2 separate regions of the Homo sapiens genome follow, and region 2 is linked to region 1. A link is an interaction called in ENCODE POLR2A ChIA-PET data of the cell type or tissue named here. Cell type or tissue: OCI-LY7. All regions are shown on one strand. Links, peaks and the distances in the headings refer to the core of each region. The heading gives the core; the rest is flanking DNA.

What was found. ChIA-PET counts read pairs that join two places held together with the same protein. Peaks named below come from ENCODE experiments on the same cell type or tissue, not always from the same donor. Only the 100,000 strongest peaks of a DNase experiment are listed, where the experiment ranks them.
Region 2: POLR2A ChIA-PET joins it to region 1 with 6 read pairs; 1 of 35 experiments calls an interaction of 5 or more read pairs at or near these places.

Annotation. Positions count from the first base shown.
Region 1 is chr12:92,439,300-92,449,933 of GRCh38, reverse strand. No RefSeq gene overlaps it. Among named protein-coding and RNA genes, the nearest start is that of CLLU1-AS1, 12 kb to the right of the region's middle. RefSeq lists enhancers at 2,672-2,921, 3,652-3,721, 3,852-3,921, 4,242-4,351. In OCI-LY7, for the core only: no CTCF peak of the experiment used is centred there; DNase peaks (open chromatin) are centred at 3,963, 4,473 and 5,013; H3K4me3 peaks cover 3,246 bases; H3K27ac peaks cover 4,253 bases.
Region 2 is chr12:92,036,944-92,044,759 of GRCh38, reverse strand. All of the region lies in intron 1 of LINC01619 (long intergenic non-protein coding RNA 1619), which reads left to right. Among named protein-coding and RNA genes, the nearest start is that of LINC01619, 100 kb to the left of the region's middle. In OCI-LY7, for the core only: no CTCF peak of the experiment used is centred there; a DNase peak (open chromatin) is centred at 2,809.

The DNA.
Region 1 (10,634 bases), core at 2,584-7,583:
AGGCTGGTGAAGGGGAAGAAAATTGCCAAAACTGTTCAGTGCTAACACATAAAGAAAACCTTTGTCAAAATATCTCACAGGAAGCCCACACCAATCCGAATGACTGATGTCAGATCTTTTCTGAGGGAGCAGAAAGAGTAGAATGTGGGGATTTGACGTCCAATACAAGGAAAGGAGTTAGACCTAGAGAAAAAAGAGGTGGATGACTTTATAACTTTATCAAGAATTTTCCATAATCAGCTGAAGTTGATCAAGGACAGAAAGGAAAGGTGACCAAAGCATATTTGTTATGCTTGGTTGTGAATGCACTTTTAAATTTTGTTTTATAAAAACACATCTATTTTACAACACAACTTCTTCCTCAGGTAATTTGTATTTTTGTGTTAACAAATAGTTTTGCAGTGGCAGAAATCTGAAAAATGGCATAGAACAGATCTCTCCAAAGAGATTTTCAAACTAAGATGAGGACTAAAATAAGCAATCCATTAGATCATAAGATCTTTGAGTGAGAGGAGCCCATTTGATATATTTAATTAAACCCCAACACCCATCCCCCATGCCTGCACATGGTAGATGTTCAGCAAATATTTAATAAATGGAAGCCTAAATATTTGGGAATAATAACAGCCTTTGAACAAATGAGCTTGAAAATGCCACCACCAGGTATTCTTTCTTATAGAATTGTTCCCTTACAACACACATTAAAACATTCTAGGAGACCTACAGTTAAAAACAAAACAAAACAAAAAACAACAAAAAAAAACCCTACTTACTTATTTATTTATTTTACTTTTTGAGGTAGGGTCTTGCTCTGTCACCCAGGCTGGGGTGCAATGGAGCCTTCATAGTTCACAGCAGCTTTAAATTCCTGGACTCAGATGATCATCACACCTCAGCCTCCCAAGTAGCTGGGACTACAGGCACATGCCACCACTTTCAGCTATTTCTTTTTTAGAGACAGGGTCTTGCTATATTGTCTAGGCTGGTTTCCAACTCTGGGGCTCAAGTGATCCTCCTGCCTTGTCCTGCCAAAGTTCTGGGATTACAGGCATGAGCCACCATGGCTGGCCTCTATTTATTTTTTGAGTGAACAAGTTTGTCACCAATATCTTTGATCATGGAACTCTTTTTAAGGAATACATATTAGCTTCCTGCAGAAATGTTGCTGTAACCCAATATATCTTTAAGGTACCAAAGCTGAATCCTAAAGATGAGAATTTTGAAAGATGACTGTGGTATCATGTTGTGCCCTTGTTAAATTGAATCCACATCATGAAAACATTTTATGTGTTCAAGTTAAATTGGTTTATTTTGTATTATTGTGTAAACTGGACTTGACAGGTTGCAGGTATAAACAATTTTTTAAATTTTGCTTCTGCCCCTCCAAACCTGACATTTTGAGTACTCACCCTCAATCCCCAGGTTCCTCTAACTAATAAAACTCTGAGTAGTTCTCTCTTGGCTTTTCTGATTACCAACAGGTAATAAATTTTTTAAAAAAGCTTTTTTCCAAGGTAGTAAAAAGTCTAGTCAAAAGTCTTATCCATGTAAACTTAAGCTCTGTCTTTTCTCACAACTCTGTTATCAGATTGGAAATCCAGGAGTAGGAGGAGAGGCCAGGTTGGTTTCCCCATCTTCTCCTCTCTCTATCTCCTCCTCCTTTCCTGTCTGTGATTTCTGGCCTCTCCAAAGACAAAGTATTCAAAACAAATTATAAAATACTTTTTATAGATGTATTTCAATAATCCAAATAATTATAAATTTAACTACTATGTTATGATTTTGCCTATATTTTTGCATTCTGACCACAATAAATCACATATGAGATCCCCAGACACCCAGGACTCACACCCACTAGACAGAGAATGAAGTGAGAAATTTGAAATAATTGAATTAACAATTCACAGAAGGAGCAGAGCAAGAGACTGCTTCTCAGAGTATAGAGGCTGTGGGGGAGCAAGAGGAAGAATACAGAGGAGTGTAGGGGAGGAAGAGGAAGGTCGTAAGATGGAATAAGAAGTTCTAACTTGACTGGCGCTCTTATAATCTGTCATTGTGATCCTCTGAGTTTAGTGAACATCCCAACTGATGTGTGTTTCATAGAGCATTGTGTTGAGTTTGGGGAAGCTCCCTCTTTTTCCCTACATTGCAGGACATCTCTCTCAGTAACTGTTTCCCTGACTCCAGTTACGCCTTCTCAAGCTAGTCATCCATGACTTCTTTATTCTCTTGGCTTCAAATGGTACGTTCCCCCTAATGGAGTCATGACACCCTGCCAGGCAATTTCTTTCAAGATGCCTCAATCTGCCTTCTTTGAACAGGTTCCTTATTTGTTTCAAATTTTGGAAGTCCTGCTTAGCCTCCACATAGCTCTGTTTTAGGCATAAAGAGAGAGAGAGAGAGAGAGAGAGAGAGAGAGAGAAAGAGAGAGAGAGAGAGAGAGTAGTTCTAGTTACAGTGTTTTCAGGTGTGAGTCAGATATCTCAATGATATCTGTCTGTTAAAATCCAGATGACACATGTCAAGCTCTGCAAGTGGTCCCATCAAAGTGTCTCTCATTTTGTTTGCATTAAGGAAGAAACAAACTTATCGGAAAGGTGAGGCATGAAGACGAAGATGCTTCCTAAATTGACAACGCCCTCTAGAAAGATCCCCACTGCCAAGTTCTTTAAAGTCTCTCTTGATAAGCTGGAGGCTGCCAATGTGATAACTTGGGTAGAACCTCTTAGTGTATCCTTTTATAGGCAAGCTACCATCTGGTTTTAGAAGGTGAGCTTCCTTGGCACCAAGTGTATTGGGCCTCTTCTGATATACCTAGACAAGAGGGAATGCCCCATTTAACATTCCATTGTACATGATTTCATATACTCAATCCACACTAACATCTTTTATGAGAAACATAGTAAATAGCAAGAGGAACCAAAGCTGAAATAAGAACTAGCCATGGATACAACCGCTGAGACTTAGTCGTGTTATTTATAATGCATAAGACCTGTGAAATAAGGAAGAAAAGACTGAAAGTATTAGTTGTATGCACCATTTGCTAGCTTCATGGTGAGTTTTATAGCCATTAGAATGTGGACAAAGATTGAACTGCTCTTGTAAAAGGCTCCCTTTGCTCTACTGTCTATTTTGCTTCATGGCCATCAGAAAAAAAGTTAATTTTCCCTGTAAATACTTATCTGTGCTCAGGGCTTGCACTTGTCCTTTGGCTTTCGTTGTGTTTGACCTCTACCACTATACCCTTGTTTTGCCAATGGATGTCTGTTGTTAGCTGATTGCTAATGAACCCAAAGATATTAATTACGGCCATCAGCAATGATGCTAGAGAGTTTTTAACTGGAACTCTCAAAAGAGTCTAAAAAAAGAAAAGAAAATGCCATTTATATTGAATGTCAATTCCCTGATCCATGTTCAGAGATCACATGTGTCTTGATAAGATTATGTATCTTATCAAGTTAAAACCCAACTTTCTGTAATGCTTAAACCTTCTCGCAATATCCTAACATAGTGGTTCTTATTCATGGTTGCATGCTGGAATCACTTGAGAAGCATTTATAAAATCCCAGTGCTCAGGCTGCAGTCCCAGGTAACACCCAGGTATTCCAAAGTGCAGCTAAAGTTGAGTCACTGCTAATCATTTTTGTCTGGAATCTAGCCTCTATTCATTCACAGAACATACAACTAAAGCCCTTAAGGAACCACACCCCATCTACATATAGAAGAGACATGGGGAGTACATTGCTTAGGCTATATGTTTGATCTTGCCTGCTCAGTGCCCCTTTAAAAGTTTAAAAATGATGATTAGATTTCATCATGTAAAAAAATCAGGGGTTCTAATGACAAAAATCTCAATGTTCAGTTTCTCTTGAAAATTCAGCTGTTCTGGCAAGAGTAACTTCCTTCTTCCACAACAAGCATCTGGTATCACTAGCAGCAGACCACTTCACAGGTGGCCTGGGCTTTCCAGTTTGCCCACAGGCCTTAACCTGCCTGAGTTCCCCGCCTGGTCCCTACAGGCAGAGTTCTGAGTATCTGCTACCGTCCCGGTTTGAAAAAGTCTCTCAAAGCTTCCTCCTCTTTGCCTCTTCCATTTTCAAATGCCGGAGACTCCAACTTGTGCCAAAGAGCCTTCTTTGATCTGAATGACTCAAGCAATCCCTTAACTCCTGGATTGTTTAAAATGTTATTAGGTTTCTCTCTTCCATTCTCTACCAGCCCATTTTCCCCCTAGAGAGTTTGTTTTGTTCTTTTGCTTTAAAAATGAAAACAAAGTGTGACTACACATGTATTCTCCAAAGACCAGCTCCTCAAGGCTGAGAGCCAGATGCCTGATATATTTTCCATCTAGAGCTGTACATGCAGAGAAAGTCGTCAAAGCAAGGCCATTCTGCTTTTGACCTTCCTAGGGCTGAATGCGCAGCTAGTCAACAGAGGAGCTGAAAATAGAACCCAGGACTTTCAAATCATTGTTCTGCTCACTGGGCTGTGCTTCCTCCCATAAGGACTTGGTCAAACAATGTCCTGTTTGGCAAAAGCAGAAATCATAATCTACGTATGAGAAACTGGATGGTGAAGAAACGCGAGCCCCACCCTCGGAAAAGATGGCACTGTAGTGTAAAGGGAGTGTGAATTTGTTTCTAGCACTGCAGCTTATAAGTTGGATGCACTAAAAAAAAATGTGTTTAGAATCATTGACTCTGTAATGTGTGGCATTTTGAACAAGGAGTTCTTACTGACTGCCGAGAATGAATTTGCTTGACAACCCACAGAAAGGAAATTTAGAACATTAGAAAGGTTATCATGAAAATGACAGAACCTGTAAATAAGACATTCAGGGATGTGGAATCTGGGGGCTGGTTTTTAGCATAGGGTAGCCAGTGTCACGGGAAGGAGCCAGAAGATGGGTAACTCCGTCATTCTTCACTCGGAGTATGTGTGTGACCCATAGAGAGGGCAGAAAGCAGGGCTAAACAACTTCCCCAAACTCTGAGGAAGAGTTCAGAACTCGTGCGTCTGTGCTGTCATTTTGCAAACGACGTACTTCTCTTTTAGGGATCATCTCCCGGGGCTGATTTATAGTGATCTCCTTGAGAGCAGAAACCCTATGGGCCTCATTGCTGTTGCCCCAATGCTTAGCATGTGGCCAATCCCGGGAGACAGCAGAGCAGAGCCTATAGCCAGGCTTTCTGAGTTTGAGTCCCACCTCTACTGTTTCCCAGATGCTAGGCTTTGAACAAGTGACTTTACGTCTCTATGCCTCAATTTCCTCATTTGTAAAGCAGAGATGGTAATAATAGTTCTTACCTCAAAGAGTCATTATAAAAATGAAATGAGTTACTACTTGTGATGTGCTTCGAATAGTACGTGGTACGTAATAAGCATTCCTCAAGTTTAGTTATTATAGGCAATCAATGCATAATTTGTGAACAGATAAATGTTCTAGCAAACAATAATGGCTAGTTATAATAGGCCAGGTGACTTGCTAAGCACTTTACATGAATTATCCGACTTAATTCTAAACACAGGCATGTGAGATCCCCTATCAGTCCATATTACAGAAGAGGCCACTGAGGCAGAAAAGAACTGGGTAACTTAAGCTCGCACAGCTGGCTGAAGTAAATTTATTGTATGACACCACATCTTTCACCACGACTCTGCCAATGAAATATCTATTTTCTAGGAGGAATACTAAGGAAAAAGCTGCTTTATGATATTTGTATGAGTCTCAAGTATAATCATTTATTTACACTTTGAAAGCATTAAAACATATATACACATATGTAAGATGGTGTTGATGACTAATAAACCCATGAGAAATCCCATTTTAGTCTCATTAGCCTGATTTAGCATATCAAAAGGTGTTAAAAATAATAATTAGCTTTAGGAACCAACAAACAAGTAAAACCAGTCACTTTGACACACCAAAATGCAATTTGATATGCAAGAATCACCTACTCAAGATAACAGCCACTAAATAAATGAACAAAAGAGAGTGTTGAGAACTGAGGCACCATAGTCTTTTGCTTATTTCTTTGCTAAGATGTACTTAGCTGTGATACACATTTTTTATTTATTCATGTACTTTATCTCTTTGAATAGTTCCCTCAGCCAGAAATATGAGTAGAAAGGATGAGATGCTTTTTTGCTTCTCAGATATTAGTTGGAATATTCTAGGGTGTCATGGAAAGCAAACCAAACTTGAGGCTGAGAAATGAGGTTTCTGATTCCAGCTTCACTACTAAGTAATTCCCTCGAGAATTTGAAGAAAATTTCTCGTCTACCTGTGCCTCAGATTTCTCTGTCTAAAAATACAGCTTTGGATCCCATTGACTATAAAATTCCTAGTACCTCTAAAAATATTTCATTTTCCTCCTGGGGATTTTTTTTTTATTATACAGCATACTTTTCCCATCTCTAACCCAACACACAGATTTTAACATTTTTGAAATTAGATTGTTTCACAATTAGAACACAAATTAAATTTAATCATTTTTTCTCTTTTTTCCCTTCTTCTCCTCCTCTTCCCCTTTCTCTTCCTCCCCTTCTTTCTCCTCCTCCTTTTTTATCCTGCAAAGTTGTCATTAAATTGATAATGTATCTCAGAATTAAAGAAAAACACAAAACTCAAACATAAACAACACAACCACTACCACCACAAACAATAACTAACCTGTCCCAAAGGCTTGGTTGATATGTAAATAGATTTGCATACTGAAATTGGAGAAAGAGAATTTTCAAGTGTTATTACTACTTAATTTCTTTTGAGTTCAGGCCCTCTTCCAAGGAATAAATCATAATTTATCTGTAGCAGCTATGATCCCTGGGTTTCCCTGGCCAAGGGTGACAGCACTGTATCAGAAACAAAACACTTACTTTTTGGAACTAAAATGTCTCAATACATTTGACTATGTCATCATCTGCATGTATGTATGACTAATCTACGTGACGCCAATCATTTCTCTGTAGTCAACTGAGAATACTTAGGCGCCCCTCTTTACTCCAGGCACATCCAAGTGGGAGAACAGATGTTCTTTGTTTCAGGAAAGGATGGGGTGAAGGTTAGCTCATGGGTAGAGTTTCCTGTTTCTAATGTTTGAAGCCAGGGAGGTGCCAACAGTTTTAAAGGTCTTATTAAAGGGAGATAGTTCTGCTGGGGCAAGATGCAATGAAAGTAAAATTTGCTCCCCAACTGATGTCTTGGTACTTCAGATGTATATAATACTGACCATATTATTTCCTTTTTAACAATCCTTCAATGACTCTCCTTTTGCCTGCCAGAGACAGGCTAAATGCTTTAGCATTTAGCACTCTCTAAACTGTACCCAAAATTACAGGCAGTTCTATGAACTCATCTTGTTCCTCTGCCCTTGAAATGGCTTTCCCACATCTTCACTTGGGCAACTCATTTGTCAAGACTTAGCTCAGGGCCGGGTGTGGTGGCTCATGCCTGTAATCCCAGCACTTTGGGAGGCCAAGGTGGGTAGATTACTTGAGGTCAGGAGTTTGAGCCAGCCTGGTCAACATGGTGAAACCCCATCTCTACTAAAAATACAAAACATTAGCCAAGCATAGTGGCGGGTGCATGTTATCCCAGCTACTGGGGCAGCTGAGGCAGGAGAATTGCTTGAACCCAGGAGGCGGAGGTTGCAGTGAGCCGAGATTATGCCACTACACTTCAGCCTGGGTGACAGAGCGAGACTCTGTCTCAAAAAAAAAAAAAAAAAAAAAAAAAAAAGACTTAGCTCAGATGTCATCTTCCCTTTGCAGCCTTTAGCACCTTACCAATTAGAGTAGGGACCTCTTAATTGTGGTCCCAAGGCAGCCCATACTTCCCTCTATCCAAGGGATTCTCAAACCTCCCTGCAGAATGGAATCACCTGGAAAGCTATCAAAACATAGCAATGCCCAGGTCTTACTCACAGGGATTTTGATTTCATTGGTCTGAGTTGGAGTCAAGCATCACTATATAATATAGCCAGGTGGTTCTATTATTCAGCCAATGCTGAGAACCACTGCTTTATTGTAAATCTTGCACCATATTGTATTATAAGTCTTTGTTTATCCTTCCCAAGATTAAGTTTCTTGAGAACTGAAATTATTTTGTATTGATATGCATATCGCTTGAGATTTTTAAAAAAATTCCAAGCACTAGGAAGTGTTCAATAAGTAGTTTATAAATAATAAATGTATGACTGAATGAATGAATAACGTGTACACATCCCAACCACCCACCCATCTATGCTTAGAAGCTTGCTTACATTCATGCAGCTGTTCAGGGTTAGAAATTGTGGAAAATAAAAGAATCAATGTGGATCCCAGGTGTCTGGAGATAAAGGATGTAGTCTAAGAGGAGTTTCTGAGGAAACAAATAAAATATGGCCTGAAAGAAAACCTGCAAAAGTTTGAACTAATTAAGAACAGGTGCTGAAAAAGCAGGACTATGAAATCTGACCTCAGCAAGAACTTTGGGAGAGAGATTAATACAAGAAGAGATTCTGGGGCTTGAGATGGGGAGAAGGGAGCAACCAGCCCTAATGCAGATCAGCTTCTACCTACATAAAGTAGAAATACAAGGACGAGTCTTAGCTTTCCCTTAAGGCCCAGAGTCCAGACCCTGAAAGTCAAGATGTCCTAGTAGCCAGAGGGAGAATTAGCAGAATGGGAGTCAAGCTTGATATTCAAGCTTGAGTATCATGAGACACAGCAGTGCTCCATCTGCTCTGTGAATCTGTATCTTCTGGGGTCATAGCATGTGCTAAGTGCTTTATATATGTTATCCCATTTAATATGAAGAATTAGGTTTATGAAATAGGCTTTATTATTTCCAGTTTCACAGATGAGGACACTGAGATTCTGGGGAGTTGAGTAAGCCTCCTAAGTCACCTAATTATAATTGATAAATGTCACCTTCTAAATGGCCAGTAGGGATTACTGACCTGACAACCCTGTATGGAGGAGATGTATGGGAGAAGATGAAGAGATAGGTTGGAGGTCCAATATCTCTATCAAGAAGAGGGCTTTCCCTGCCAAGTCCTGCCAATGGACTAGGAGACAGCAGATGAAGGAACCTTTATGGATAGTTGCCTTTAATTTTAGAAAGCTCCTACTTGTTTGGGCCAGGAACCACTACGTGACCTTGAACAGTGAAAACACGATACTCTCCACTTCTGGACTCCCAGTGAATGTGTTTGTGGAGGCACTTACTCTTTCTCAGAGAAGGAGACATGAACAAGAACACTTCGAATTCAGTCATGCTATAAGATAGAAGAACGTGTATAAATATTGGATTGCCATTTTTTAAAAGAATGAGTTCTTTTTATTTCATAACACAAAAACTTCTTATATTCCATCTAATATGTCATTAAAATTTAAATATTTGATCTGCCATGTTAAGGGGAATTCCCTTTTCCTCGACCTCCCTCTTGACTATTCATAGTCTATTCATAGTCTATGTTTAGGAAATCTTGTCTTCTCGCGTGTCTTAATAGACATTTAGTTTCCAAAACAAAGTCTGATCTTATTAGTCTAGCCAATCAGTTTTGTCTGTCTGCATTAAGGAGTGATGAAGATGCCTGCAGATTTTAGTCTGCTAAAAGATATCTTCTCTTTTCAATCACCTGTGATGACTAGTTTTCCTGGAATAGTTCGTGCAGTCACAGCCTTGATGCCAAGCATGTTGGAGCTACTGTTCTTTCACCCAACTCTGTACACAATTTCTGTCTGTGGAAACTATAATCACTCTTGCTGCTAAAGATGCCAGGAATAGGTTGGCATTGGAAATTTCTTTGGCTTATTGGGAAATAACCTGGGCTTTAAACTCGCTGGAACTGGGTTCAAATCCTAACTCTGTCATTTACAAACACTTCTAAGGCCAAGGAAATGTCAACAAATGTCAATTTCGTTTTTTGTCCTCTTCTGTTGAGGAATAGTATACACTTCTTTGATCATCTCTATGATCCAATCATATGTACATTCAGTCCAACACACCTACACAAAAAGCACACAGTTATGGATTTTACTCTCCTCCACCTTTAGTTTTTTGACAAGAAGCCAAGATTTCAAAACAGCTCATGAGCAGTCTGTATTTTATGGCAATTTATTATTTGACCTTTCTCTAGAATGTGAATGTTATATTACCCCTGGTTCCTTGACATGTGAAAAAATACATCCCTTCCCTCTCAGCCTGTGTCTTCTGATAACAAGTTCCAATGATCATTTTCTAAATAATAAAAAAGAAGGTAGCTGCTATAGGCATTTATAACTGACCTTATTTCAAGAATTTGGTTGGGCAACTCTTTACTCATTTTCAAGAGAGAGGCAATGTGTGAGTCATGAGAGGATCTCCCTAGAGGTAGTCAAAACAATTGGCAGTGCCTGATCTTGGCATCTTCATCCGCTGCTCTGGTCCTGGTTTTCCCCTATGTGAAAGGAAAATTATGCCACAGAACATCTAAGGTCCATTTCTCCTCTTAAATATCTGTGTCTAGTTACTGCTTATTTGTAAGAAAATAAGTTGGCTTGCCCAAAGATAAAAAGATATTAAATGGCAAATATTTCACAAGAGAACTGGTCTTTCTCTGCTCTTTCTCTTTTATGTCTGGGTTGTAAAATTATTATAATGATTACTCTTC
Region 2 (7,816 bases), core at 1-5,000, 400 kb after region 1:
TCCTGGGATTCATATCCTTGTTTAATCCCCTTCTCTCAGGAGTAGGCTGGATATAATGACTCACTTCTAACAAATAGAATACAGCAGAAGTGATAAATTTTTCACTTCTGAGATTAGGTTACGAAAAGATCGTGACTTCTGATTTGTTCTCTCTCTCTCTCTTTCTCTCTCTTTCTCTTTCTTTCTCAACATTTGTTCTGGGGAAAGCCAGCTGCCAGCTGGTTGTGGCTAAGGAGAGACATACATGGCAGAGAACTGATGTCTCCAGACAACATCCAGCAAGGACTGAAGTCTGCCAACAGTTACATGAGTGAGCCTGGAAGTGGATCCTTCCGTAGTTGAGCCTTGAGATGACCACAGCCTAGGTAGACACATTGATTACAGTCTTTGCAGAAACTCTAAGCCATGCCCAGTTTTCTGACCCATAGAAACTGTGAGATAATAAATGTTTGTTGTTTTAAACTGAAAAATTATGGGGATAATTTGCTGCACAGCAATAGATGATAAATATATTATGTACAACAAGCTGAGTTAGACAGATAATTTAAAATGCATATAATCTAAATAAAATATACAACAAATATACCAATAACTGGCCGGGCGCAGTGCTTCACGCCTGTAATCCCAAAGTGTAAACACTTTGGGAGGTCGAGGCGGGTAGATCACGAGGTCAGGAGATTGAGAACATCCTAGCTAACATGGTGAAACCCCATCTCTACTAAAAATACAAAAAATTAGCCGGGGTTGGTGGCAGATGCCTGTAGTCCCAGCTACTCAGGAAGCTGAGGCAGGAGAATGGCATGAACCCAGGAGGCAGAGCTTGCAGTGAGCCAAGATTGTGCCACTGCACTCCAGCCTGGGCAACAGAGCGAGACTCCATCTCAAAAAACAAACATAAAAAACAAAAAACAAAAAACACCCAAAAAACAAAAAAAACTATTATGTACAGTTGTAGTAGTCATAATAACCAGTTTCTACAGAGAGCTTATGGTTTGCCCCAAGCTGATAGATATCTATATCTATCTCTCTATATATATATCAATTTATTCCTCACAATAACACTGTGAGGTACATGACATGACTATCACCATTTTACAGATGAGGAAATAGAGTTGCAGAAAGAGTAAAGTCATAGTTTAGTAGTAGGTAGTAAATGTAGTAGTAGGTAGTAGGTAGTAGTAGGTAGTAAATGTTTGATACTTGATTAAAAGTTTAAACCCACTTTCCCAGTTTCTATTCATAGAAGTAAAAATGAGTGGGCTGGTTGCACGTAACAATGTGGCAGAGAACCCCAACATTTCCATCAGAGGACAAGAGAGCCCCAAATCAGGAGATACATGTCCTGGTATGAGCTATGCTACTGTGTAGCTTAGGACAACTCGTTTGTCTGCTCTGGTACTCAAGTTCCTTATTTATTCAATGAGAACATTGGGGCAGATCCTATCCAGCTCTAAATGTTTGTTACCACTAAGTTGCACTGTACCCATAAATGAGACAAGGAAAGTATCATGAAATGGTAAGAGGTTCAAAAGGAGTGATTGCATCCAGTTTGAGAGATAAGAACAGAACCTTATAAAGGAGGTGAATTGCAGATAGGGAGAATTAAGCTTAGTGAAATGGAAATAACATCATAAATAGAGTTCCCTGTTGAGGGAATCACAGAGAAAGCCCAGAGGAAGGAAAAACAAGCATGTGATTGAAATAGGTCGTCGTGCAATCTGTTAGTCACATTACTCTGTCCATTAGTGTAGCCAAGCCCAGGAGAAATGGGATACAGAATGGCATAATTATCCTGGGGCCAAATTAGTCAGGAAAGTCTTACTAGTGGGAGAGTAGTATTTAAGTGAAGTCATCATCTCACTGGTCCTTACTTATCTCTTATGCTTCTTCTCCTAAGTCTTGAATTCATGTCTTCTATTCTCTGCGTTCTAATTCTATCTTACATTAATTCCATTGTCTCTTCAAGGTGAGACCCATCACTTCATCTAATGTCCCCTTTCCTATAGCCCTTGGAAGGCAACAGATAAAACAGAAAAATACCCAGGCTTCCAAATATAGTATAAAAATATGATTTCTGGACATATGAATACCCACCTGATATCCCATCAAGGTAGTCAATTCTCATATTTTAAACAATTGGGAATTTCCCAAATGGTCACTCGATGATTCTACAAAGGTACAACTCAACTCGATGAAGCTGGTATGTTACCAGCTGTTCTCCTGTGTTAGCTAGTTAATGCAATTGCTAGAATTTTCCAGAACCTTGCATTTTATATTTTGTTAATTGTGTATAGTCATCACTCAAACTTCCCCTGACATTTATTCATTTCCTTGGTAATCCTCTCCTTACTTACTAGTGCTTGCTTATTGCATGCTATTCAGCTTACCTATACCCAGCACAGACTAAGTGAAGCTCATGACGTCAGGCTGCAGAGTGAGAGGAGACTGCAACTTTCCATTTTCTTGCCCAGTGTGGTCTGGCTGCTAAAGGGGTTTCAAGGCTCTCATTCCATTTGACAATCTTGAATCTCAAGAGTTCAATTCGAATGCAGTGTCTCATTTTTAGAGGTGTTACATTTGCATAATGTTACAACTGGGGATATCAGTAGCTCAGGTAAATCAAATAAGTTTGCACCTCTGCACAAATGAAAATTTGCTCCCTTTCCCCAGGCTCCCATCATCCTGTTATAACCATTCCTTTGGCTCTGGCTTTTTCTCAGGCCTCCTCACCATATTGCATCTCATGCTCAGAAATAACTGGCTCTGTAGTCATTTCCTGCCCCACCTGTGTGTGCCTTCCATTGAAATACAAGGTTTGTTAGCTATAGTGGTGGTGAAAGGCAGGAACTTCAGCTTCAGACGACCTGGGCTCAAATCCTGTTTCTGTACCATACAAAGCCAAGCCACCACCATCTCCTGCATGGCCAGCTGCAGTAGTCTCCTAACTGGCTTCCCTGCACTCTTTCCCACCTCTAATTTTTCTCTCTGTGGACAGGATAATCACTTCAAACAATTTACTACTTTTTAAAATTTAAAAACAACGCATGAATATAGTTAAAAAATAAAGCCAAATTCAAAAGTGAGCACAATGATAAGTAGGTCTCTCTACTAAGTCAGCTCTTTATTTCTCAAGGATCTCTTCCTATAAGCAACCACATTTACCAGTTGATTGTATATTTTTCAGAAATAGTTTATATACATATATGTATAAGATATATAATATGCATTTTTGATAATTCATTTCTTCTATATAGGAATGCTTTTAATATATAGACTTGATCATAACATACAACAAAAGCTCTCCATTAACCTGAGATAAATGTCCAAAATTTTTAACATGGGCTTCAAGCTCCTGCATAATCTGACCCCTCTCTGACCATGCAAACTTATCTCATATCATTCTCCTCTTTATTTTCTGTTTTTCACACTGGGCTTATGTTAGATATTCAAACTTTTAATCTTACTGCCTAAGATTATTTGCACACATTTTTCTGTTTGACCAGAGTAGTTTTCTCTTTGACATGGAAAGTGTGGTTGCCTCTTCAATATACATCACATCTATGCCTAGCAGCCATATGTTTGGATGAAATGGATCCACCCTAGGATACAAAAGTATACAAATTTAATTTTCCTTACCACATTGATTGGTTTAGGCATCCACTGGTTAGAAGGACTGGTTTGGGGGAGGCTTAATCAGCATAAAAAGGGAACTCTGTCTGAATGTGAACAAAAAAGCTCTAGTTGTTGTTGGTAGACATAGTATGATAGAAACCAAAGGACTGAAACCAACATATAATTTGGAAGGACAGTTAGAGTCTTTAAGAAACAAAGCCAGAGCTTTGATCAAACTGCATCTGACACTGTTCTTAGTGACCAATAAATACCTTTTAGTGTTTTTAAAGCATATTTACATTGTTAAAGCATCCTGATATACCTCTCCTTTCTTGTATTTGGCTAACTCTTACCCAGTCTCCAAGCCTATGGTGGCCAGTGCCTGTAGTCCCAGCTACTCGGGAGGCTGAGGCAGGAGTATAGTGTGAACCCGGGAGGCGGAGTTTGCAGTGAGCCGAGATGGTGCCACCGCACTCCAGCCTAGGCAACAGAGCAAGACTCCGTCTCAAAAAAAAAAAAAAAAAAAAAAATATATATATATATATATATATATACATATACATATAAACTTTCTCATAGTGGCTTTCTCTGACTTTCTTAGACTAAGTTGGTCTTTCTTTCATTGGTTTTCCTTGCCTTGAGGTCTTTTTCTCCTACATACGGTTGTCACAATTGTATTGAATGATTATTTTTTAATGTTTTTCTCCCCCAGTAGACTGTAAATTAAGTGGAGTTGGGGCCATGTCTGTCTGGTTCACTGCTCTAACCCCAGGTTCTGACATGTGCCTCACACTTATTAACTGCTCAATAAATATTTGTTGGATGCAAAAATGAATGGATGGTAGAATTTATTATGGATAACTGGATTTTTCACAATGATTTGTAAATGAAAGTTAAAAATGTTCCTGTAGATTGAACTATATAGCTTTTCATTATTTTGTTTTGTTTTGTTTTGTTTTGGTAGAGACAGGGTTTCACCATGTTGCCCAGGCTGGTCTTGAACTCCTGGGCTCGAGCAATCTGCCTGCCTCAGCCTCTCAAAGTTCTGGGATTATAGGCATGAGCCACTGCATCCAGCCTGAACTATGGTTTTTTAGTCTTTTGTCTAACACAAGCAAACTATCCTGAGTGCCCAAGATAGTTTACTAGCTGAAATCCACTTTCTATTATTGAATCTCTGTGGAGAGGAGGTGTGGGTGACAGTTAAGAACACCACTGCAGTGCAGATCAGAATCCTGGTTAAGAAACCTGAATCTTCCATATACTGGGTGTCTGGTTTGGGGCAAGTTACTGAACTTCTTCAAGCCTCAGTTTGTTTATTTTTAAAGTGCAGATTATAATGGTATTTGCCTCACGGGTTCATGGTGAAGATTAAATAATGTCATACATGGAATATGCCTATCTCAATAGTAAGTACTCACATACAGTATTTTTATCATATAGTAAATACAATAATAAATAGATTACATAATAATACTTAATACACATAGCTACCGGCTATAACAGTTGAACCTCAGTTTCCAGGATTACAAAATGAGATTTCTCTTAATTCTACTCCAGGGCTTTGAAAGACTTTACTTATGAATGATTTAATATATATAGAATTGACTGAATGTTGGATTTTTAATTATTTCTGCTTGATTCAGATTCTTGTGTAACCGCATGATTTTGAACAGCTACTGTTCTTCGAAAAAGAAAGTGGATTTAAAGGAGTATTTATATTGATGTATTGTTGGTTGTTGAAATGTAAATAGCCCTGAATGTGCCACTCACTGGGAAAGGACAGTGCTTTTCATAATGGACAAAATAGCCTTGTTTCACTTTAATAACCTGCTTGTGGTCAAACCAGTCATGGGATTCCTTCAACACAGCAGAATGCCTGCTATTGTCATTTACATATCAATGAGCAGACATTTCTCTGCTCATTGCTATTACACAGCACTGCCATTTCCCTAACTTGGGGACTGCGCTGAGTTTCTATGTGAAATGCACATGTCTTTTTCCTTCATCCAGACGCGCATATTCCAAGCATAGGAAACAGCTGCTGAGGCAGTTACACAACTTACCTATTGTGTATCTGTAGAAGTTGGAAGGGTAAGGAATACATTGCCCACCCCTAGAATCTTACGGATCTATATGTGTATATTTATTTTACAGAACTATGCTATGAACAATCATTCTGAGTTTCAAAGTTGTGCGCAGTAGGTGCGTAGGCTTAAATGAGAAAAAAGAATCCCGGCTTTGCTTACACAGGAAACTCTGACTTTAAAATTCAGAGGAAAGAGCCCCCAAAACTTGTTTCCTCTGCTTATTGCCTCATTCCTACCAATGCACTTTCCCAGAGTTAGAAATAGCCCTTCCATTTCACCGATTTGGAAATAAATGGCAGATTAGTCTCTCCCTTAGGGGCCACTGAGGGAATTGAGGTTGGATGCAGAGTGTGTGATTCTAGACTGATGCCCAGGGCAGCACAGGAAGTGAGGACTGCTAACCCAGGGATCAACCCTAGCCCTCTGTAATGAGTGCTAGCATCATGCTTTCAATAATCTTTTTAGGTGACCTTAATCGCTGCTGCTGAATTAAACAGTGGTTTCGCCCCAGAGCCCGGATTTGGGCATGGATTTTTTACTCAGACCAGTTCAGGGGGAACACAAAGCTGAGGAAACAAAGTCTCTGTCACCTTATCATGTCAGTGGCACCTGTCCTCCATACTGTGAAAGAACTGTTTTGGGTAAATACCTATGTGTTCCCAGATTTTTTAAAATTGAAAATTGGTTATCAAGATCGTACTCATCCTTAGAAAAACTGTGAGGAACACACACTCATACCTCTACCCCCCACATCCATATGAAATAATATTGACCATGCTTGTTATCTACTTGGTACTGTTCTAGATTATGTCTAGGAATTAAATAATCTAACTCTCTCTCTCTCTTTGGATAGAGTCTCACTTTCTTGCCCAGGCTGGAGTGCAGTGGCATGATCTTGGCTCACTGCAACCTCTGCCTCTTGAGTTTAAATGATTATTTTGCCTCAGCCACTGGGGTAGCTGGGACTACAGGTGTGCATCACCACATTTGGCTAATTTTTGTATTTTTAGTAGAGATGGGGTTTCACCATGTTGGCCGGGCTGATCTCGAACTCCTGAGCTCAAGCAATCCACCTGTCTCAGCCTGCCAAAGTGCTGGGATTACAGGTGTGAGCCACTGCCCCTGGCCTAAATCATATAACTCTCTTCTCCAGCAATACAATGAGGCACATACTATTATTATCTAATTTTTCTATTCATCATCTGAGGCAAGGAAAGGTCTAGTAATTTACCCATAGCAGGAGCATAAATGTGAAAAGCACATATCTATCTCCTTCATGCAGAGATACATATACTAACAGGAGGCAACCGCTGTTGACGCAGTTAGCCAACTTCTCTATTATGTATTTGTAGAAGCTGTGATGGTATGAGATAAATTGCTCACCCCTACTGTCTTACTTAGAGATAGTATAAGGTGGAGATATTAATGATAAGAATAAAAATTAGCATTAACTGAGTGCTTCCTAGGCCAGGCCAGCACTCTTCTGTGGGCTTTATGTGTATTATCTTATTCCTCACAAGGCCCAAGGAGAGAGTTATTCTGACGCTCATTTCAGGGCAACAATATCTAAGGCAGACAGAAGTTAAATACTTTGCACCGAGTCATACATCTAGGAAGTAGGAGAGCAGGAATTTGAACTCCTGAATTTGTGTGCTTAACCACTAATCAGTAGTTCCTTTGGATGGTAAAACTCTTCCTCTAGGCCTCTGGGAGATTGGTATGGGTCTCCACAGTGTGCTGGAAGCCACGGATATGAGTTAACCTATCAAGTTGCTTCTTTCTCTGCCAAACCTCAGGATCTTCCCAGTCCCTCCTTCTCATATCTCATTGCCTCTGTCCCACGCTTTCCTTTCCAGTGTTCCATTTCTTTAAGAGCTGGCTTGGGCTTGTTGGCAAAGGGCCAATCTGAGAACCTATTTCATAACCACATATAGTGAGAGCAAGTGAGTTAATATGTTCCAGATACTTACATATTTTTGGAATAGAATCTAACCAATATAATCAAAACTTATTATCATTCACAGGCAACAATCATTCTTTTATTCATTCAATAAACATTGAGTGTCTGTGATGGCCTGGGCACTGTGATAGGTCAACATTAGCATTTGTGACAG